Linked DNA regions of Homo sapiens: region 2 is linked to region 1. Evidence: chromatin loops called from intact Hi-C (ENCODE). Cell type or tissue: GM12878. All regions are shown on one strand.

Region 1 (5,000 bases):
TTAAAGTGATGTAATATTAATAAAGTGAAACACAGCAAATGCTTCTATTTGGAAAAATGTCCAATGGAGGTAGGTTTCCCCATGGTCACTGCATTACCCTTAGGCACAAAATCAGACTTTGCAAATCAGGCACAACTGCCATCAAGGGGCCAGACATCCCCCCATCACCACCTCTGCCAAGTTCCCTTTCTCTGACTTCACAGGTGCACCTGGGATTGGCTCTTGCTTCCTAAGGAACCTCAAAAAAGCTGCAACCTATTGGAGACTTTTGATTCAGCATCAAGGATATGCGTGAGACTTTGGTTCTTTTCTGTTGGGACACAGTTGATTCTGACTGTCTTAAAGTTAGGCTTTTCTAAAGATTTAGACTAATAAATTATTTGAATGGGACAACACACATCATTTGCTTTATTATACTTTAAATATGGCAGAACGGTGTATTACCACCCCAATCCCAATCACCGGTACCTCCATAGGCAGAGATGTTATCCTTATTTTGCTGAAGAAGGAATTAGGGTTACTCAGAGTCATGCAGTTGGAAAGAGATAGAATGGAACTTTAACCTGTATGTTCTGATTATTATTCAGTCTTTATTTTTCATTAAAAGACAAATTGGATTATGTCATTTCCATGCTGAAAAGTTTTGGATAAACTGCTGTTGGTTGCAATCTACAGAAAGAAGGTAGGAAGGAGACAGGGAGGGAAGGAGGGAGGAAGACAGGAAAACAATGAAAGAAAGCAAAAAAGGAAAGAAAGGGAGGGAGGGAAGGAGGGAGGTGGGAGGGAGGGAGGGAAGGAGGGAGTGGGGAGGGATGGAGGGAAGGAAGGAAGGAAGGAAGGGAAGGTTCCATCTCCCCAGAGCTTATCTCTCAAGGCTGGTCTTGACTTGGTCCCTCTTAACTCCTACCTTGACATTATCTCCTCTTGCCTCTCGAGACATACCCTCAAATAGCACTACAAGCAATGCATGTTTATCCAAATTCTCCATATTGACTCCTGTTTTCTTGCTTTGGTGCACTCAAGCCCTCTCCCGCATCAACCCCAAGTCTTCCTACCCACCAGTCAGGACCTTGGTCAGATCACCCGCAGGGACCTCTCCTTTACAGCACAGAGCACAGCCTGTTCTGCCCAGAAAGGAAAGCAGGTCAAGATTTATGAGCAGGAAACGCTGGATAGATGGAATAAAGGCAAAACTATCGGCATTTTGAAAACTAGGCAGAAGAGTTTAAATTTAAATGATCCAGCGAGCCACTGTGGCTCCTGACTCCATTATACATAAAAAACAAAGACCTTCAGTCAAGTTAGCATGTACAAGAATGGCAACAAAAGTGAAAGTCAGGTGATCTTAACTGTTTTAGCTCTTGACAATGAGCAATTATTGAATGGGCTGAAACTGAAAGAATACTTATTCAATGTGGTCAACTCTAGTTTGGCTTTTTTTTATTTCTGTTAAGCTTCCGAATGCCAGTAAAACAGGTTCTGTTTTAAAACTGGCTCAAGATGTACTCACCTGCTTTTATGTTGCTTTCACCTATTTTATTTTTGCACTCTTTAATTCAGTTATTTATTGGGTGCCTACTATGTGCCAGATACTCACTGAGTGCGGGAGATACATAATGAATACCACTGCCTGGTACCTGGGAGCTTCTCTCCCAAAAAGGTGATTGGCAATAAACAAGCAGATACACAAGCAGATAATTAAACGTGGTGGACTCACAGCTACGTGGAAAACCTAGTAAGTGGAAAACACTGGTGGGCAGCCAGGCAAGGTGGGTGAGGTCCATGAGGTTGCATTTCAGCTCGTGATTTTAGAAAGGCAACCTCCACACCATGTGTAAATACCCCAAAGCAGGAAAGAGCTCACCATGTTCAAGAAACCAGGTACTAATGAGTCAGGGCCTGGGAAACCACCAAAGAGGAACTGAGAGGTTTTATTCTCAGCGCAGTGAGGGCTTCCCCAAGGCTTTGAATGAGCACAGTCCTCTTACACCTGGTGGCAATAAACGAATCCTCTAAGGCACTTGCTGACTCTCAGTCTGAGTACTTCAGGCTGGCCTCCCTCACAACTGATTTCTATCTCATCAACTGATGTATTTAAATTGCAGCCAAAATTCTCATTTTTGCAATTAAAGTTTAAACGTATTTCTATTTTTCAATTGGCAGGTTAAACTATAGCCAAGACATGTTTTTTGGGCTTTGTTTTGTTTTTTGAGGCAGAGTCTCTCACTCTGTTGCCCAGGCTGGAGGGCAGTGGCACGATCTCAGCTCCCTGCAACCTCTGCCTCCTGGGAGATTCTCCTGCCTCAGCCTCCAGAGTAGCTGTGATTACAGGTGCATGCCACCATGCCCGGCTAATTTTTGTATTTTTTAGGAGAGTGAGGGTTTCATCATGTTGGTCAGGTTGGTCTCAAACTTCAAGTGATCTGCCTTCCTTGGCCTCCCATAGTGCTGGGATTTCAGACATGAGCCACTGTGCTCGGCCACCATGACATGCTTTTAAACGGTCACACAGGTTAGGCTGAAATCCTTAAATTATCTGCTAAATTTTAGTTTTTTAAATCTTAATTTATAATTAAATTTTAATTTTTTAAATCTTAAAAACATTTATCTACTTAAGCCTGGCTCTGGATGGGAATAAGGGAAAAGGCCCTTCTTAACGTAAGGCATAAGAACTAATGGTCAGCATGATACTTCCTCACATTGCTCTTACAATAGTTACCATCACCCAGGTGTATATTAGGTGCCAATTCCCTGCTAGATGTGGTGCTTGGTTTAGCTCTGTTCTCATGACAATTCTGGAGAGTTGTCACTATTACACCTATTTTCGAGATGAGATCATTGAGGCTTGGGGAAGTTAATCTCTGTGTAAACATTTCACAACTCATGGCAAGGCAGCCAGATTCAGACTGAGGCCCAGAGGGCTCAGCAGTCCCCACACAGTCATTCTTTTACTCTTGGCTCCTCTATGTAAAGTTTTCCTTCACTGTTTCATTTGTTGATGTAAAGGATAGGATATGGGAGCTTCTTTCCTGTGACGAGTTTACCACCCAGGCCTCAGTGGTAATGAACTGAAAACTGTAGGTTGCAAAGCTGCACTCTGGCAGCTGCAATAGTGCTGCGGCTTCAGTATCGACATCCCCACTTTGGGGTTCTCCTCTGCTTGTAGTAGCCGCGGCATTCTACTGAATTATGCATCAGCCTCCGCTCATAAACACCCTTCTCCCAGTTAGATCCAAACACGTGAAAGCAGCCGTGCCCTGACTTGTTAATTTCTAGATTCAACACACTGAGGATTGAATGCAGAAACTCTGGATGGTTGGGTTCTCCCGTAAAGTGGTAGCTTAGCACACAACATTCCTTGTCAAAAGCATTCCCACTACCCAGCACTTCAGCAGTGAGGGAATTACAACAATCAGAAATCAAGAGGACAATGGCATTAAGTCTGAAGAGGTCTTTGTTAAAAGTGCATATACATGATGCATGCTTTCAGGAGAATTTTAGAAATAATACAGTGCAAACAAAGTCATCAAGACTTTTCATGCCTTCAAGCAGTGGCCAGCAGGGTTCTGAGAATGAAGAAAAGTCACATCAAAAGAAAATATTTGAAACTCTCAGTGAATTTAGTTAAACAACTAAGGAAGTGAATACTGTACATCCTGTATAATATTTAAAGGTGTGTCTGAGACATTTTTGTGCCTCTGTATCTAGTGAAGTAAGGGGTTGTGTAGTTCAGTGGCATCCTGTGGTTGGGTCCATGGAAACACGGGTTGGTTTGGACACCTGCAGTGTTTTCTTTTGGCCTATTAACAAGATTTCTCTGTGACCTCGGGCTCGGTGCTATTTTTACAGGTACGAGAGAATTGAATCACATCAGGATCTGACTCAAAAATAAAGTCTTGGCCTTTGCATTAAGATATGATTATTAATTACAAGTTTGCAGTGTAGGTACATTTAAGGTGAATTTTAATCTAGCGAGAGCAAATCTCTAAATGTTGATACAAAAAATTCGGTTGTCTTGTGCTAGTTTTTATATAACTGAAATATCACTCCCAGTCAATGTGATTCTGTTTTAAATCATGGCTCTTGATAGGAGGTGCTTTCTGACCCCCAGGGGACATTCAGCAATGTCTGGAGACATTTTTAGTTGTCACAACCGGGCGATGGGGTGTGCTACTGACGTCTGGTGAGCAGAGGCCAGAAATGCTGCAAAACATCCTATAACACACAGGACGGTCCCCCAACCTAGAATTATAGTATCCAGCTCAGAATGTCCATTGTACTGAGGCCGAGAAACCTCGCTTTAAAACATAAGTCGGATCATGTCATTCCCGACTCCAGCCTCTCTGCTGCTTTCTGAGTTGATTCACATTAAGATCCAAAGGCTTCCTGAGGCTGAGAGGACCTTGCATGCCCTGACTCCTGCTGGCCTTGGGCCCCAGCCCCCCTTACACGCCTTAGGCCTTGGCCTCGGTCTTGCCTTCCCGGCCCTGTCAGCCTCCCAGCCTCTCTCTCCTTCTCCAGCGTCCAGCAGGGCATGGCAGCTGCACTGTGTTCAGGCCTTCTGGATGACCTTCTGAAAAACAGCACCTGTCTTCCTCGCCAGGTCAGTTCCTGTCCCCACTCCTTGCTTTAGTTTTCTACACAGTCCTTCTCACTGCATGGCACAGAACAGCCCAATTGTTTGTTTTGTGTCTCCTTCCTCTGGAATGTGGGCAAATACAATGTGCGTTGTATTTTCAGTGCCTAGAATAGAGCCCGGCTCACAGATGGCACTCAATTAATATTTGTTGAAAAAGAAAAAAGATGAATGAACAATAAATTAGTTTTAATAATGTTGCTATAGAAATTCTCTTTCTGAAAGGAGCTACACTTTCCATACCTGTAAAATAGCTTGCACATTTACTAAATGAAAATTTTATGCAAATAAGTACAGTAAAGCCACGCACCACAATGATCATTTTTCCCCATTCACACAAGATTGACAACTTACGGAAGCACTT
Region 2 (5,000 bases), 71 kb before region 1:
CTCCAGTACCTGGTGACCCTTGCTGGTGCTTTCATGTTTTGTGCCGAGGCAATTAGACTTTGTGCTGAATTTGTTTGTGCTGCCACCTCAGGGAAGGGGTGGAATGTGCAGCGTGGTTTCCATTTGACATTGTTTTCCCTGAGAGATGGGAGGGCTGAACGTTACCTCTTGACAAGTCTTAGTGGACAGAGGGGCCCGGATACCCAAGCGCCTTAGTTCTTAGGGCTGGGTATTAGTTCATTTTCACACTGCTGATAAAGACATACTCGATACTGGGAAGAAAAAGAGGTTTAATTGGACTCCCACATGGCTGGGGAGGTCTCAGAATCACTGCAGGAGGTAAAAGGCACTTCTTACATGGCGGCAGCAAGAGAAAATGAGAAAGATGCAAAAGCGGAAACCCCTGATAAAGCCAACAGATATTGTGAGACTTATTCAGTACGACGAGAACAGTATCGGAAACCCCTGATAAAGCCAACAGATATGGTGAGACTTATTCACTACCACAAGAACAGTATGGGGGAAACCGCCCCCATGATTCAAATTATCTCCCACCAGGTCCCTCCCACAACACATGGGAATTATGGGAGTGCAACTGAAGATGAGATTTGGGTGAGGACACAGAGCCAAACCATATCAGGCTGCTATAACAAAATACCATAGACTGGGCAATTTATAAGCCACACAAATGTATTGCTCAGCTCTAGAGGCTGAGAAGTCCCAGATCAAGGCACCAGCAGGTTTGGTGTCTTATGAGAGCTCTCTGCTTTGAAGACGGTGCATTCTCACTGCATCCTCAAGTGTCAGGAAGGGCAAGGGACCTCACGCACACCCCCTTTTTAAGGGCACTAATCTCATTCATGAGGGTGGAGCCCTCATGACTTACTCAGTTCCCAAAGGTCCCATGTTTTAATATGATATTAGGTTTCAACATATGGTTTTCGTGGGACACCAACATTCAGAACATAGCACTGGGGTCCTGCCATTCTCTCTGACTGAGCCTTTTGACATGTGCTAAGCCTATATATTCTGCTTGGCTAATAGTGGAAAAGGGGAGATGTCTGTGTTGCACACCTGGCTTCTCCTATGAGGGTATCCCAGCTAAGTATCTTCAGGGAGTCCTGGTGCCCCTTTGTGTCCATGGAGTGCTGTGGGATCTGCCCCCCATTGGCCATGGCCCTCCTGCATGCATGTTATGCTGTGATTTCCTTTGCAATTCTATTGCCACTACATTCCACATTTAAGGGATTTTCCCCCACATTTTCTGATCCATCAAAAGTCCTGTGTAATGATTTACATGTTAAACCAATATTTGTTACATTGTTTTTAGAAATTTGGGATGATGCGGATATCATAAGTGATACCATAAGTGTCACAGCCTGATATCTTGAAAACTCTTTAACCGGTTCTCATTCATTCATTTATGCACCCTTTAGTTTATTCATCCATTAATAGTATATTGCTGTTCTCTGTGTGCCAAGGACTGTTCTGGAATCTGAGACATACGAAGATTTCTTACATCCCCACAGTTGAGTGAGAATGACAGAAATCATGACACCAGCTGGCAGGTGCTGCAGTGAAGGTGTATGCAGAGGAGTTTTGAGAACTTAGAAGGGAAGAGTCATTTAGTAGAAGAGAGTACATCTGAGCTTCCCATTTCTGGGACTCTCTATGTCCAGCATGGTAATGGAGTCTTACATTCATCTCCTTTTTCACCTGCCAGTTTTCACTGATTCTTATGTCTCAGTATAAATTCCACTTTGGAAAATACTTTCATGACTCCTTTAAGCAAACCTGATTTATTCTTTAAATTTTTATTATGCCTTGTACTTTTGCCTTCATAGTGCTTGACAACACCACTTTTCAAATGGTTATATGTGGAATTATTCTGTTTTTCTGCCTACTGTAACATCAATACGTATTCCATGCCAAATGTGCAGAGGAGGAGTTTCAGAAATCTATGTTTAAATGTGAATAAATGAACTTGCTCTAGGTGATCCATACATAAAGGATAAGGATATGCACAGAGAAAATTTCAGTGGGATTCTCTGTGAATTTCATACCAAAGTATCAGACCTATTTCTCAGTTGAAAATGCAAGGAGAATGCATGCACTAACTTAGTCTCATTCTCACACAAATGACTAATCCACGGTGAGAGTGAAACTGCATTTCTTTTCGCTGCTCTCTCTTTGCCCTCTTCATCTGGCTGAAGAGAGGAACAAGTAGTCCCGGCCACATCCCAGCTCCACCAGCTTCTGGCAGGCCCACCACAGATAGCCATTCAACAAGGGGGTAGGGACCCTTTCGTTCAACAGCTACCCAGTGCTGGGGTGTCATTTCTCATCCAATGAATGATCCGGGTCACAGTTCTGAGTGAGCAAACATTTTTCGATGTGTGAACAGTCCTCTTGTAACTGCCATAAAAAGGAGAGGATATAAAGAGGCCGTGAATAGAGGTAAAGTAAAAAACAAAAAAAAACAAAAAACCCCAAAAAAACCCAACAACTACAACAACAAAAACACCCAACAATAAACCACAGGAAGCAAGAAAGCATCCAAAAAGTAAACGTGGGTCTGATAGCTGAAAGCAAAGTACTACATTTTGGAATATTCTTTTCTTTGATTTATTTTCCAGTGGTATGCTTCTCAAGGTAATATATCACCATATGTTTTCTTATTTAGAGATTACAGTGAAAGCATGGGCCACATGTCAACTGAATTCATTGGTAGCACATTTTTTTTTACTTCATTTCACCTGGCATTAATGGCTTGACAGGAGCTGTGGGAAGGTTTATTCTTGATTAAGGCATGGAAATTCAAACCAAGTCAACATTAGGTATAACATAAAAACTTCTAAACAAATTTTAGATTGAAATTTTGAACCAGGAATAGTTACATATGAAAATATCAGTATGACTTGAGACTAACATAGAACAAACTATTACTGAAATTCCGCAAGTTGTGCAGAAAACAAAAAAAAAGACATGAATTTTATCTGCACAATTTCTAACCTGTATTAGTGTCACAACCCCCAAAATTAGAGTGAAAATGCAAGCCCAGGGAGAAGAGAAATCAATGACCTTTAGAATTCACAGCATTTTTTCTAGTGTCGTTTTTAACTTATTTTCCCAAATGGATTCTCAACAAAATAAGGCAAAAGTAAAACAAATGAATAACCCTTATCCCATTTATCCCTTTGAGATGGATGAGAACTTGTTTTGTTTCATTTTGCTTTTTTACCTTTGTCCTTAGGTGAGACCACTCCAAGTTATTTCAAGCAAGTGGGATTTGGTATCATGTTAAGGGACATGGGGGAATTTTCACACCAGTCTTTGTAACCTGTTCCAATGTGCATATGCTCTGCAGTCTACAAAAGATGAGTTGCCTCTCAGAAGGGAGCCATGGGAGGCCACACTCAGGATGCTTTTGGAGTCTCATTCCATGGCTGGTTATTCCTACCTTCTAGAATGCCGAAATCCTGTGAACAGTTGATTCCTTCTAGAGGTTGTCTCAACTGTCTTTTCTCCATTAGCATGATTCACCAAATAGTAATTTCTTTAGGAAACATAGAAATCATATAGATGTGCTATTTTCAGAGAGGCTGCCAAACCTCCATGCACAGATAGTGCTGTGAGTGCTGCCTGTGGGGCAGAGGTTTGGCAGCTGGTCTTTATACAGAGAAGTGGAAAGTTTGGAAACAGAGAGCCCTAGATCAAACTTCATGCTGGGTGACCTCTGCCTTGTCCTTTCTTAGCCTCAATTTGCTCAACTATAGAAGAAGGATTAACGCATTATGTTTGAGGGGAATAAATGAGATAAATTCAATAAAAAAAACAATTTTCCTGCTTTTGGCCAGACAAAAGCATATTAGGGTGCAAGTGTAGGGTGGTTGGATGCAAAGCAGTGCCCCATGCACACTAAGCCTCAGATCTGCTGCATCCAGTGACCCTCCAAACTACCCTTATGTGCATCCCACTGAGTTTATCATTTAGAAGGACATGCATGTTCATTTACTCCATCTTACAGATTTTGATAAGAAAGTTAATATGGAGAAAGTTTAAAAAACTTTGCTTGTTGGTTAGAATACTTAAAGCTGAAAGAAATGTTGAGGTAGTAAAACTGTTCATTTTATTAAGGCAGCAGAAAGGTGCAGTGACTTGTCTAAGGTCAGAAGGCTTATTGGTGACACACATGCACATGGAACTCGGCCTCCTCACTTTAAGGTTTACAGTGTTTGCTTTACTATGTTAACATTGTTCTGTGTGTGTTTCAGGCACATTAATGGAACCTGCATCTGCTGGCTGTTGTATTGCTACCCTTTCTTCTGCAAAAATCTTCCTTTACATGCTCAATTGCAAGACTATCTTTTTTGCTCCTTCAAGTCATGATGTAAACGTTTATTAACTAAATGATTAGAAAAATGGCTTTTTAGGGCCGGGCACAGTGGCTCACGCTTGTAATCCCAGCACTTTGGGAGGCTGAGGTGGGCAGATCACGAGATCAGTAGTTCAAGACCAGCCTCACCAACATGGTGACACCCCATCTCTACTAAAAATACAAAAATTAGCCTGGCATGGTGGTGCATGCCTATAATCCCAGCTACACAGGAGGCTGAGCCAGGAGAATCACTTGGACCTGGCAGGAGGAGGTTGCAGTGAGCTGAGATTGCGCCATTGGACTCCAGCCTGGGCAACAGAGCAAGACTCTGTCAAAAAACAAACAAACAAAAAAACAAAAAAAAAGAGGCCCAAAAGTATTTTTACATACACTGCATTGGTTTTATCAGAAAAATAAAATGGGAAGAGTCACATCTCCCTCAGCTAAGAAGATAGATTACTTGTCTGGTCCCCCTTTCAAAAGACTTGAAGGTACTAAGATTTCCTAGGTCCTTCACCTTATGACTGTGTGCCAATTTGCAGGCACTAGTTGGGACCTCTGTTCATGAGTCAGCTTCATGGGGATGGTTTTCTAGCTTGTTCCTTCACCACATTTGCAGGTT

Evidence for each region. Hi-C counts contacts between places; a loop is a spot of excess contacts. Peaks named below come from ENCODE experiments on the same cell type or tissue, not always from the same donor. Only the 100,000 strongest peaks of a DNase experiment are listed, where the experiment ranks them.
Region 2: it touches region 1 in a loop (4-fold over the local background); 9 of 110 quality-filtered maps call a loop at or near these places.

The regions. Positions count from the first base shown.
Region 1 is chr13:109,159,295-109,164,294 of GRCh38, reverse strand. The region is part of intron 32 of MYO16 (myosin XVI); the gene reads right to left. It overlaps MYO16-AS1 (MYO16 antisense RNA 1), which reads left to right. Exons shown (of 3, transcript NR_047700.1): 3 at 204-390. It overlaps LOC105370356 (a long non-coding RNA gene), which reads left to right and starts at 4,507. Exons shown (of 5, transcript XR_931717.3): 1 at 4,507-4,603. RefSeq lists a silencer at 1,972-2,031 and enhancers at 3,935-4,440, 4,441-4,946. In GM12878, no CTCF peak of the experiment used is centred here; DNase peaks (open chromatin) are centred at 1,364, 1,914, 2,822 and 3,754; H3K4me3 peaks cover 1,337 bases; H3K27ac peaks cover 1,403 bases.
Region 2 is chr13:109,230,676-109,235,675 of GRCh38, reverse strand. No RefSeq gene overlaps it. Among named protein-coding and RNA genes, the nearest start is that of LINC03061, 32 kb to the left of the region's middle. In GM12878, no CTCF peak of the experiment used is centred here; a DNase peak (open chromatin) is centred at 2,194.